Regions from separate parts of the Mus musculus genome. Here regions 2 and 3 are each linked to region 1. Evidence: chromatin contacts called from ENCODE POLR2A ChIA-PET data. All regions are on one chromosome and are shown on one strand. Each heading gives the region's core, a stretch centred on a gene start or an enhancer-like site at or near the end of the contact. The rest is flanking DNA. Distances are from core to core; before and after follow the strand shown.

The links. ChIA-PET counts read pairs that join two places held with the same protein, here RNA polymerase II (POLR2A).
Region 2: POLR2A ChIA-PET joins it to region 1 with 15 read pairs in Patski. The contact joins the promoter of Eif4g2 here to the promoter of Usp47 in region 1. POLR2A ChIA-PET finds 5 or more read pairs at or near these places in 2 of 5 experiments (Patski and embryonic stem cell).
Region 3: POLR2A ChIA-PET joins it to region 1 with 10 read pairs in Patski. The contact joins the promoter of 1700012D14Rik here to the promoter of Usp47 in region 1. POLR2A ChIA-PET finds 5 or more read pairs at or near these places in 2 of 5 experiments (Patski and embryonic stem cell).

What each region holds. Positions count from the first base shown.
Region 1 is chr7:112,021,330-112,025,722 of GRCm38, reverse strand. Usp47 (ubiquitin specific peptidase 47) reads right to left here and starts at 2,217. Exons shown (of 29, transcript NM_001357952.1): 1 at 1,977-2,217. The coding sequence starts at 2,015. It also overlaps Gm3960.
Region 2 is chr7:111,080,727-111,085,119 of GRCm38, reverse strand. It overlaps Eif4g2 (eukaryotic translation initiation factor 4, gamma 2), which reads left to right and starts at 2,090. Exons shown (of 22, transcript NM_013507.3): 1 at 2,090-2,335; 2 at 3,487-3,613; 3 at 4,156-4,221. The coding sequence starts at 3,573.
Region 3 is chr7:111,120,662-111,125,054 of GRCm38, reverse strand. 1700012D14Rik (RIKEN cDNA 1700012D14 gene) reads left to right here and starts at 2,380. Exons shown (of 3, transcript NR_015573.2): 1 at 2,380-2,672; 2 at 4,032-4,147.

The DNA of each region.
Region 1 (4,393 bases), core at 968-3,467:
AGTAAACAAACAAACAAACAAAACCACTATCTGGCTAGGTAAAGAAAAAGTCTGCATTTCAAGAGCACTTCGGTGTATATCCCAGGAAGCAGGAACTGTGGATAAAGTACTGAAAGCCAGGAACAGGAAATAAAGCATAACATCCAGAAGGAAAAAAAAGTTAGGTTCATCTGATAAGGGAGATCTCCTCAGATAATCGAGAGTTCAATCGTCCCGGAGGTGAAACTAGCATTGCAATATCAGTTTTTAAAACAACAGGTAAGTTTGTGCAAAGCAGGATATGTGCACATCTCTATCAGGACTTCTACAAACCGAGTCATTAATATAATATTATGCAGGGTTGTACTTGTTGTTCTATTTTCTAAATGTTGGAAATTAAGGGTTAATTTTGTTTCTTAAGATTGGAAACCAGCACCAAAGGAAATGAAGGTTAGCTTTCTCGTAAAACCTATTCCTTCCTTCCTTGTTACTTAGTACAAAGTTCAAAATGCCGGACTGGACCATAGGAGGACTCACATTCCCGACTTCCTAACTCTCAGTTGTTGAAACTGTTCCAGAGGCAAGATCTTTAGTTCGTGCTTATCTGCTGTACTGAGACTTAGAGATGTCTGACAGATAAAATACTGACACACACACAACTCAGCCTTAAACAGCAAACAGGCACTCCACTGAGTTTGATAGCACACACTTTTAATCCCAGCATCGGGGGAGACAGACAGGGAAACCTCTTAAGAATTTCCAGGCCAGCTTATCTACAAGTGAGTTCCAAGCCAGCCAAGTCTGTACTTCAAAGTCCACATAGTAAGATCCTACCTCAAAACGGCAAAACAAAACCCTAAAAATCAACTTATTATCCATCTAAGGAAAGATGGGAAATTTTAACTATTCAGGTACAAAATAAAGTCACTTTGCATTGTGCCAGGGGTTGTCTGTGTAGCAACAAATTGCTACAATTAAAAAACAAACAAACAAAACCTAAACATTTAGGAATCCGAAATGATCGTGTATAAATATCAAGATCCTACCATCCTAATTTCAACTTAACACTTGGCATCTATTTAAGGTATATGAGATATAAAAGTCCAAAGCATTAAGCCTGACGACCAGCAGTTAAAAATACATGTTTGAATATGCTGAGGATATTTATAAAGCCAACGGACTATTAATATGTCGAAATCCACTGGCCAGTGCAGGATTCTACCTTTAATCTTCTACTACTGACTGTTCAAGGGAAGCCAAGAAGTCCGGGAGTCTTATGTCACTCGCTTTTAAGAATTTAAGTCACCCAAGTTGGCAACACCAGAAAAAGACCAAAATTACACACAAAAACAACGTTTCGTCTCTCCATATGGTGAAATTAACTCGGCTATCTCTTACCCTCCCGTTCAAGCCCCACTTAACTACTTTTTCAACGATCCTGGGTAGGCCCCATTTAGGCTGGCCGATAGTACTACGAAGTAACAGGAGGGGGAATGGAGGCTGGGGGGAGGGGGGTGGGGAGACCGACAACTCTTTAACAGTTAAGTCTGCCCTCCCACAGATCTCAACTTAGGTGTCGATTTCACAAGCCCCGTAAGCTATACGCTGTCAAACCCCAGAAGCAGCACCGTCACCCCGTCCTGCCCACGGGCAACTGTTCCAGAATGTTTTCTTTGAAACGATCTCTCTTAACTCTCTCGGCTCGACGTGTGTGAAGTCTGGACTTCAAAGGCCACTTTCTCTCCGCAATACTCCCCCCCACCCCCGGGAGCAGAACCCAACTCCTCGGGTCCAGTCTTTGATGCGTTAGCCCCTCGCAGCCGGAGCTCTCCCTCGGCTACGTGGCCCCGGGAACCAGCGGTCTCCAACTGCCCGCCGCGCCCACCGTCCACCCGGCCCCACGCCTGCCCGGCCCTAGCCTTGCCTCCCGCTCGGGGCCTGCACGACTTCGAGCGGACCGCAGGCTTCGGGCCTAGTCTGGCCCGCCGGCCCCTCACCTCCTTCGGGACCAGTTGGTTCTCCTCGCCGGGCACCATCGCTCAGACTCCGACCGCTCGTCTCCGCCCTGCCTGCGGGGGCCTGGTGGAGGTGGCGGCGGCTGTGTCTCAGGAGAGAACGGCAGCGACAGTCATCCTCCCAGCCGCCTGCGCTCCAGCAACTGAGGAGGCCTCCGCTCAGGCCTTAGACACCAGCGCGCAGACACCGACCCAGGGCGCCGCCGCCGTCGCCGCTGCTGCCGCCGCCGCTGCCGCCGCCGCCGCCGCCCCTCCCCCGGCCCGCGGCAATCAATGGAAAAATGGCGGCCGCCGCTCTCGCGAGAATTCAACGCAGTGGGCGCGCGGCCCGGCGTCTGGCGCCTGGGGTATGCAGGCGGCCGTCGTGAGCTCGGGATCTTCTCACCTCTTGCTCAGCCCCGGGGTACGCCGCGCTACGCTGGTTGAGAGCCGGTGTAGGCGCTTTTCACTACGGGGAAGCCGGTCCTCCCATCCTCCGGCTCCCTCTGTCGGCCGAGGGAGGGACGAGGCCCCTGCGTCACGAACGAGCTCCAGTTCAAAGCCCCCCTTTCAGCCCTGCAGTCCCCAGACTCTTTCCTGGTCTCCAGCGACCCCGCTGCAGCCCCACTTGAGGAACCTTTGGCCTCGAGCTGGTAAACAACGCGCCTTGTAGAGAAATCGCCTTTCTGGCTTTCGCCCTCAAGGCTCTGGTCCTCGTCTGTCATGTTTTCGTGGCCGCCCCACTCTCCTTAGGGACCTCGGTGCCCATCAGCTAGCCCCTGGAGCCCCTTAAAGAGGGGTCACTACACTTAGAGGTGCTCCCCTGCACCCTTCTGGGTGGCTTGCTGTCATCCTCCTACAGGGCCAAGTCTGAGGGAGCCTTTTGAGAGCAGAGCTGTGGTGCGCTTCAACCTGTGCTGTCCTTTTGAATATGTTTTTTTTTGTAATCTCCCCAGACGGTAAATACCATGTGTTTGACCAAACAAATCTCCTATTAGTCATTTTCCTTCACCGCACTCCTTCCATTATGAAGACCCAGTGAGACGTCTTTCATGAAGACTTTTGGCAAACTAGTCCTCTTACAGCCTGCTGAGTTAATTCCATTGTGCCATGTACCCAGCATCCACAGCGCCAACTCCTTTACCTATGCTATTGGTTCGCCAAACTTGTTACTATTGAACACCCCACACCCAAGAAAAGCTCTCTATACAGTTATGTAAGATTTATTAGAATTCTGCTATTTGTGGCACTGTAAAACATCTACAAATTCTAAAAATTATAGCAAAGACAGACATTTAAAATAAACGAGATTTTAAGTAGTAATGGTATAAAAAAATCCATTAACCCTACTGAAAATATTTAGTGAACGCACTCTGATTGACTAGGTTTCATTAGTTTTTTAAAAGCTAATTCTTTGTGAAACACTTATTAAAATATCTGATTCAGTGTTCAGGTTATTTCTGTACTTGGCTTTAATAGCTGTCATAAGCTGAAAAAGGTAACCCACAAAGATTTTGATCCTAATGGAAGAAGTGCATTTTCAACTACTATTACTAATACAATGCTCATTTTTATCTGTTTCAGCTTCCAGCCATACAAAGGGTTTTGTTGAAATTCAGCTACTAATTTTCCATCTTTCCTAATGTCAACTAGAATTTTTATGTTTTAACAGGTGGGCTGCAGTGGTGAAGGACTTTCCAAGCATACAGAGCGTTCCGAATTCAATCCCTACCTCCTTCTCCCAGAACAGTCAAATACCTTCTCCCAAAACAATCAACAAAATAAAAACAAAAATCCAAGTAGACTAAAAATTCTTTAAATACACTACTCAGATTTCTGAAAAGGCCAAAAAAGTCTGTCTTCATGTTTAAGCATACATATGATGAGTTTGGGAAGAGTGTTTAATTTTTTTTATTTTTTATTTTGTGTGTATCAGAGTGTACATGAACCACAACCATGCAGCTCACAGATGTTGGAAGAGGCACCAGATGCTCTGGGATTGGTGTTATGGGCAGTTGTGAGTCACTTGGGTCCTCTGTAAGAGCAACAAGTGCTCTTAACTACTGAGCCATCTCTTCAGCCTTAATATGTAAATGTTTGAAACTTCATCATAGACTTTTAAGAAATACTGCATCAAGATTCTCTTGACTATTGAAATGTAAATTGTTCTAAAGGTGAATAACTCAACTTGCATATCCACGGTCCCCCTGGCTGGCACATCTTGGACAAAATCACAAAGTGGGAGTATGTCCAAATCTGTTTCACGCATGCCATTTCCATTTCCTAAGTGAGCTGGTTCTCTAGAAGCCTTGTTAGAAGTTAGGTGCCATTCTAGTTTTCCTTTTTTTCCTTCATGCTTACACTCATGACCTCTTTCGTGAAATCCTTTCTGGATTCTTTCATCTTGGTAAAAGTTGATT
Region 2 (4,393 bases), core at 841-3,340, 940 kb after region 1:
AATCCAATTATTTGAAGTTTTACACATCTAAAATATGATAGAAACTTTAAATTTGTGAATGCTTATATCTATGACTGAAAAGTAAAATTTTTAAATCTATGTTTATTTCCATCTTTTTGTTTTGTTTTGTTTTGTTTTGGTTTTTTTCGAGACAGGGTTTCTCTGTGTAGCCCTGGCTGTCCTGAACTCACTTTGTAGACCAAGCTGGCCTCGAACTCAGAAATCTGCCTGCCTCTGCCTCCCGAGTGCCACCACGCTCCGCCTCTTTTTTTTTTTGAATTTCTTCTTGGTTTTACTCCCTGTCAGTTAGCACCTCACATACCTGCATAGAAAATTCATAGCAGATTTTTGCAATTAACAAAGCTTGAAAAAGCCCTTTTTAAAATGTGTGTGTATAAGTGAGCCTTCTCTCTTTATTCCATGTGGGACTGGAGACTGAGCTCAGTCATGAGGCTTGGCAGCACGTGGTGCTGTTCGTTACCAGCAGCACCACCTTGCTGTCCCTTTTAACATTTTTTTAAATTCAAGATCCTGTTTTTAAGACTTTATATTTTAGTTTCTGTTTTATTTATTAGATATATGCATAATATAAATATATTAGGATATATTTACATTCTAGTCCTTTGTATTTAGAATATCCATGTTTTAGACCAAGTGGCTATTTGACACATACACTAGTATAGTGAGTATTGAGTTTTTGGACCACTGTGTTTCTAGCACACAGATGTCTTTAGTGTATCATAATGAATGTAAATCACTTGTGAAAAACTAAAATATCACAGTATATATTTCTACTAGTTATAAAGCCATACAAGTTATATATACAAAGCAAAATCTCTTATATTGAAAAAAATTGCCCCTCTCCTAAAAAATGCTTTTCTTTTTTACACTTAACCCCCAAATAAAAATGGTTTTTACAGTTTTTAGTTTAAGTGAAAGTTTATTTAATAGCATTAATTCTAAGGCAAAGACCTAAGTTTACTAGAATTATAAACCTTCAAAGCCACACTTTTCAGCAGACTTAAATACTAAGGAAAGTACAATTGTCTGCTGAAAATTCTATTTAAGAACTAGGGCTTTCAACACCAAGACATGCCAAATTACGTTTGGGTCTTTGAAAACCCAGCTCTTGGGAATGAATTCCAAGCCATGACTGTTGAAAACACACGTGCTTTAGTTTAGTAACCCATCTTATTGAAAAAAAAAAATGCATGCTTAACAGAGATGGGACATTTCTCGTTTACATACCTTCATTTTTGGAAAGCTAAAATGTTGCATACTGTGGCATACATACATAACCCATCTTTTAAAATACCACCTGGAAGTATAGTTTGAAATGCTTCATTTTCCTATATAGCCCTTAAATAAAATGAAAGCACTGCGCTGCCCGTCTTTAATGTTTGTTAAAAATGAAGGAAAAACTTTAAAAAATGACTTTGCAATTTCCAAATGCCCGCGCTCTGCAAACACTTCTCAAGCCAGCCTAGTATACTGTCTGGGTCAAGCTCGGTGACAGCAGGCCGAGCATTTGAGTTAAAGCTGCCTCTAGCCTGGGATACAAAGCCCTTCCTTTGATCCTTTTCTCGTTACTCTGCAGATGGAGGACCAACAAACAGAACGCATTCCTATCGATGGGCACACGTCCCTCTCTTCAGCAAAGCTCCCAGACGCTAAACCGAGGCCAGGCCGCAAGGCCACGCCGAGCCCTCAGGACGCCAGGCCCGGGCGGGTCAGGGAGGAGAGGCGAGGAAAAGGTTCTTCTATGCAAGCATGAGGCTGGGACTCCGGAACAAAGCGCCGGCCCAGGAAGACCAGGCGGCCCGGCGGCGCACACTCACTGGGCTCCCGGCGCTACGCAAGAGTCCCGCAGCGCGCCGGCCCGCCGCCCTTACGCCACTGGCTTGGCCCCAGAGCCTTCGCGAATATGGCTTTGCGCACTGCGGCGAGGCTGCGCCGCAACCGAGCTTGCCCGCTGGCTCCTCCCCGCCGCCCTGCGCGGATTGGTAGCGGACGGAAGCCCGGCTGCTGATTGGATAGCGAAGGAGCCACTCGGGGAGGCTCTAGTGGGTCGGCCGCCTCAGAGTGATAAGTTGGGCTTCAGACACGCCTCAGCGCCAGCAGCGAGCCGGAGCTCTATGGAGGTGGCGGCGGGTACCAGGTGGCGGCTGCAGCAGCTACTCCTCTGAGCTGAGACTTTCAAGCCGGCCGCGTCTCCTTCCTCCCCCTTCCCTCCCCCTTTTTTGTTTTCCGTTCCCCTTCCCCCTCCCTTCCCCGTCCCCGACGACCGGATCCAGAGGAGGCAGCTGCGGTGGCAGCTGCTGAGTTCTCGGTGAAGGTGAGTGGAGTCGCCGCCGAGCGGAGCCCTCTAAGATGGCCGCCGCCCCTGGCCGCTTCTTGTCGAGTGGAACAAAATGGCGGCCGCAGGCGGAGCCGGGCGGGGCGGCCTTTCCTCTGCCTTTGGGCTACTTAGAAATCTATGGCCTCCGCGCTCCTTCCTGTGTCGACCGAAGAGCTAGGCTGACGTGCGGTCGAGTGGCGGGCGCAGCCGGGATCCTGACGTGGGATCCGGGAACAGCGTGCGAGCGTGGCAGGCCTCGCGCCTCGGCGGGAGGGACGCGGCCCGCGGCAGGGCCCGGCCGTTGGCGCGGGACCAGCGAGGCGGACGAGTCCGGAGCCCGGCCTCCCGGCGGGGAGGAGGTGTGTGGCCCTACTGCGGGATGTCCCACTCGGGCGACGCCAAGAGCGAGTCTCGGTCCCTTTGTGGGCCTTGGCAGCCGAGGCGCTGTCAGCCGGGGGATTTATGGTGGAGGCGGCGGGTGGGCAGGAGGCCGCCTTCCTGCGGGAGAACAAAGGGCCGGCCCGGAGGGGGCGCCTCCCGCCCAGGCCTGGGCCCTCGCTAGACGCCGCTCGGAAGCTGAGCCAGCCTGGGCCTGGGGGAGGAACTCGCTGCTCTTTTGTTCGCGCGGAGTGGGGCGGAGGTGCCTGCTGCCATGTTGTGTTGTGGCCCCGGCCTTCCGGCGGCTTTCCACACGCGCCCTGTGTAAAAGGAAGGGCTTATAAAGACGAGCGGAGGAAAAGCTGCCCAACACCGGGTAGTGAGGCTCTGGCCGGCCTGTCACCACCCCGGCCACCCATTTTAGTACCGCAGACATATCCCTTGTAGCACCGCCGGTCTTGATAGCATTTCTGTTTAATTTTAAAGGCCCCATAATACGGCTGCTTCCTAGGCAGCATCCAGATTTTTTTTCATTTTATTTTTCTCACAAAAGCTGTTCTTTGCATCCTTGAATACTAAGAGAATCCACGGGGCTAAACAGGTTTTATTGTGTATTTGTGGGTTTTGACTTCGTTCTATTTTAGTCTTCTGAGGGCTGCAATGCAGTGAAAGTTCAACCAGCTGCAGTGCTGGGAGCGGAAATAAATTATATTTGAAAGTTTATAGCTCAGTATGGCAGTACCTAATTTTGGTGTTTTCTCTCTTTCCAGGCTTTTCATTTCTACCATCCCCTCCCCTCCCCACCCCATCCATTAATATTATTCTTTTGAAGATTCTTCGTTGTCAAGCCGCCAAAGTGGAGAGTGCGATTGCAGAAGGGGGTGCTTCTCGTTTCAGGTATGGTTTTGGGAGTGGGTAGTAGATACATTGGAGGGGGTGTTCAGAAAGGGCCAGTCATAAAAGCCTGGCAGTGGTGGCGCACGGCTTTAATCCCAGCACTTGGGAGGCAGAGGCAGGCGGATTTCTGATTTCAAGGCCAGTCTGGTCTAGAGAGTGAGTTCCAGGACAGGCAGGGCTACACAAAGAAACCCTGACTCAAAAAACAAAGTCGTTACCAATTCCCACTAATGTGCTGTGGTTCTAGAATAAAGAGTAAATGGATTACAGGGGTGGGGTGGGGGATTATTTTGTCTGAATGTATGTCTGCATACATTTCTGTGTACAGTGTCAGAAGAGGGCATCAGATCCTCTGAGACTGGAGTTGTGAGCTGCCATGTGGATGTTAGGAACTGAACTGCTTTGAATATCTGAGCCATCTCTAGCCTCCAGTTCACTTTCTTTTAGGCCAAAGTTCACTTTGTTACGCAGTTTCTAAAATATAAATAGGTTCCCTTCCAAGTGAGGCATAATTGGTATAGTAAAAATTTTCTTTTGAATAGTGCTTCTTCGGGCGGAGGAGGAAGTAGGGGTGCACCTCAGCACTATCCCAAGACTGCTGGCAACAGGTATGGTAAAACTTGTAAAGACAGTTAACTTAAAACTGTCGATTTGATTAAAGACTTCCATGCTAACAGGGTAATTCTTGGGAAGTCATCAGTAATCTTGATGTGGATTCATAATTCCAAACTGCTTTTCATCCTCTTGGTTTATGTTTGCTGGTATTTCAAAATTACGATC
Region 3 (4,393 bases), core at 1,131-3,630, 900 kb after region 1:
GCAGGACACTGGCTCACGATAGGTTCAGAGCACTTGGCTCATCATCTTTCCTAGAGAATTTAATTGTAGTGTATGTAATCCAGCCACAACCAAGGTCAAAAGAAATGCCACCTCAGACTTCTGAAGGAACCGAGTTCTTGTTACTGCTTCAGTGATGATTTTACTTGAGGTTCAGATTGCAGATTTTTGTTTTGTTTGGTGTGTGTGTGTGTGTGTGTGTGTGTGTGTGTGTGTGTACATGTGAGAGATTAAATTCAGGTATTGTTCTTCAAGAGCCATCTTGTTTCTTTTCTGAAATTTTGTTTTGCTGGGGTTTTTTGTTTTTTGTTTTTGTATATGAATGTTTTGCCTGTGTGCATGTATATGCACCACATGTGTGCCTCTTGGATCCCCTGGAACTGAGCCACAATATGGGTGCTAGCAATCAACCCTAGGTCTTCTACAGGAACAAGTATTCTTGACATCTGAGCCATCTCTCCAGCCCTCCTACTTTTTTTCTTAAGACACTGAGATGTGGAGCTCTGAGATTACAAATGTGTCGCCATACCTTCCTTTTTACATTAGTGCTGGAGACTAAACTCAGAATTTCATGCTGGCTCTTTCTTGCAAGTACTTTATTGAATTGTCTTCCTACCTTTCCCTCCATTTTTTGGAGACAATGTCTTGCTTTGTAACCCAGGCTGGTCTGACAATTCTCAGTCTGTGTGGTAATCTCTCCTTAACCCTCCCAGTGCTGGGATTACGAAGTGTGCCAACACACCCAGCTTTCAGTTCCTTTTTAAAAGTGAGGCCCCACCTTCTTTACTGATATATTGTTGTAATCTTACAAGTCTTTAATATAAATTAACTTTGTATGAGAGCATGCATGCACACAAGCAAATACACAATTTGTGGTTCCCACAACTAAAAAGGAACCCAACATAGACTATCAGTTGGTCATGTTTGCAAAATGTACTTCTCTATGCTCTAAGTCCTTACCTATAACTAGGATCTGATCTTAGACTGGTGATGAGTATATGAATTAAAACATTGAAAGAACATGAAACAGCCAGGTGGTGATGGTGCATACCTTTAATTCCAGCACAGGAGGCAGGGGCAGGCAGATCTCTATGAGTTCAAGGCCAGCCTAGTCTAGAGAGCAAGTTCTAGGGCAGCCAAGGCTACACAAAGAAACCCTGTCTCAAATATCAAAACAAAACAAAAAGTACATAAAACAGCCCCTGGCTCCTACAGTGCACTCTATAAACAGTATTATTATCTTTATTTGCTGAGTCCTACATTGCCTGTATTTTTCTCTCAACCAACATATATTATAATCATAACTGTATATAAATATATAATAAATTATAATTTGACACAGCAATTAACAGAAAAAAATCTGTATGTTTCAAGAACAGTAGACTCGTCAGCATATAGAGCCTAAGTTAAATCCTAGTCTTTAATTAAACACGAATATGTTTAATTATTCTTCCCATTGTCTTATTTTTGAGTTTTTTTTCCAATTTACAAAGACACAAACCAGGTATGTGAAGTTCACATTGGGGACATATATAAAAATATATAATAAACAAAATCTTATTCCAAAATTATACTGAAGCTTGATGACTGCCATCAGTCCTGATAACTACTATTAAGGGTTAGGCTTCGCGGGGCATGGTGGCACATGCTTTTTAATCCCTACACACAGGACCTCAAGCCTGGCCATGCCCTTTTGGAAAAGAGGGAGAACGGGGATAGATGGCTTAAACACCCAAATGTTGCCAGCCCACCCAACAGAGATGAGTTGGTAACGCTGAGGTAAACCTCAGAAAAAGAAGAGTTCTAAGGATTTTCCCTTTCGTCCTGCTGGGCCACCTGGGAGGCCAAACATCAGGCGTGCCCTTGGCCTGGCCTAACCCCCCGGCTGGTAAAGGTTTATGCACGCCGAGTAAGGTGAGTTTTTTCTTCCCGCTTCCAAGCACTGAGTGACCGGGCCACCATCAGCCTAGGCTGGCGAGCTCAGGATCCATAGCTGTCTCAGCAGTCCTTGCAGAGCGACAGAGCTGAGGGAAATGCCGACTGGGCCGCCATCTGTCTGTCAGCATCAGCCACGTGGAACTGGAGGAGCCCCGGAATCTGCTCTCTAAACCCGCGCCAGGCCCACGGCGTGCCGGGGAATTCAGAAAACAATGGCTTCGCCCGCCAGCCCGGAGCCCAGAGCCGGCTAGGCGGCTCCCAGGTCACACCGCGCCTCAACCAAACTTGGGCTCTTAGTCCCGCCTCGCTGCTCAGCGCGGATTGGCGGTAGGGATGAGCTCTGTCGCTGATTGGACAGCGGCGAAGTCGCTCCTGCAGACCATCGCGTCTGGCCGCAGTGGAGCTCTAAGAGTCCCTGAATTCAGACTTCAGGCCGCGCCGTCCGAGAGTCGGGGCCCTTTGAGGTGGCTTAGGCGGTATCCCTGAGTTGACAGCATCACCCCGTCCCGCGTCCTCCTCTCCTCTGTTTTGTTTTTCATCTCTCCCTCCTCCCTCCAGTCCCCGACGACTGGCCCTAGACCCTCGCTGAAGGTGAGCTGAGCCACCGGCGAGTGGGCCGCTCCGAAATGGCCGCTGCCTTGAGCTGTCTAAAATGGCGGTCTCGTGCTCGGCTGGGGACCGCGACGCGGCTCTGCAGCCCAGCCGCAGCCGAGACGGTAGGGCGATGGAGATGGAGTGGAAAGGTGTTGGGTGTGTTGACACGACTTCATGTCGATGGCACAGTCGACATTCCTGGGGCGAGAGGAATCCTGTGTCACCCACTGGTAGGCTAGGGCAAGAAGCATGCCTCCGGGGGCGTGGTGCTCTGCGAGCAGTGCACGCCTGGCCCGGAGGGATGGCTGTCACTGGCCGCAGGGCGAAGTGACCGCGTTGAAATACTTCTAGGTCCTAGTGGAGCTGCCCGGCCCCTTCTGCTTCTTAACCTTTGCGATTGGCCTGCGCTCCCGTTCACACCTAGGGCCGCCTGGCAGCAAAAGGCCCCTAAGGGGAGACCCTAGTGTTCCCTGAAAGGAACTGGAAACTTAGGAGGGCAGATGCTTTGTCCCCAAGAGCTGCTGGGATGTACCTCAGAAGAGAAAGGAATACGGGGCCCTTTTAAGAAAACAAAGCTACTTTTTTTTGTGCCCACTTGACAACGAGGTGGGGAAACTTCATTTTATGGTGAACCAGTGGCTCCGAGAAGCTCTCTGTTTTGCTAAATTTAAATCGAGGCTGGAAGGAGAGTCCACTGCTAAGGAATAGGTTTTCTAACTACTGCCTAGTTTAAGATTGCTGCCTTCGCCTGTTACAACACGCTGGCAATCTGTTTGTACACACACACCAACCTCTAGTACCAAATGCTCGTTATGCTTGATGAAGTAGAAAACTCCCAAGTACTGTCGAGGCACGTGGGCTGCACAGTCAGTTTGGGAACTCTGTTCATTCTTCACTGACTAAATGTGTTAACCTAGCAGGTGCCAACTTCCCTGTATCTTTCTCTAAAATGCAGTCGTTGATAATCTCAGGTTCTTGACAATTAGATGAATTAACCTTTATGAGGAATTGGGCACAGATACTAACAGGCCACAGAAAATAAGAGAGTTACTCAGTAAGCATTAATTGTTAGATCGGGGACAGACTGGTTATAGTAACAGCATATGTCATGTAACACTTGCATATCTGATTCCACTTTAGATTGAGTTTTTAGTTTTAGAGATATTGAAATGGGGCTGTATTTAAAAAAAAAAAAAAAACTCAGTTGGTTTTTATTCCCACCACCACCACCCACGAATGTTTCTATGTCAGTGGGTAAAAAAGCATTTCAAAGCAAGGAAATTACCAGAACAGTAAGTGGAATGGAAAATATTAGCATATTTACTTTACTACATACTAGGCATTCTCTGTTTACATCCCAAGAGCTGCATTGTAGTGAAAAATCATTTGTATTGACTATATTTAAAATATGATAAATTGTCATGGTAGACATTGATACTTCTGCTTGCTGCAGTGTCTGATTTTAACTTTTCTTATTCTAGGCTTCTGGTTACTCCCGTTCCCACCCTATCCCTTAATTTTATTTTTCTGAAGAATCTGCAGTTCAAGCTATCAAGGTGGAGAGAGCAATTACAGAAAGACGTGTTCATTGTTTCAGGTATTTTACCTACTAGGTGTTAACAGGAGAACCATTTTGATTGAAGAGCTAAAACGATAGGATAGAGCTTAATCCTTAAGCACATGGCATTTAAATCAACAGGAACAATCTGTATTCCTTTACAAATTTAATTTAAATCTCAGGGAATATTCACTAGACGGTCTTAAGTTTGTATTACCCTGTGTTACATGAGAGGAAAATCTATTAAAGTGAGTTTATATTTTCTTAAGATTCTGACCTTTGGCA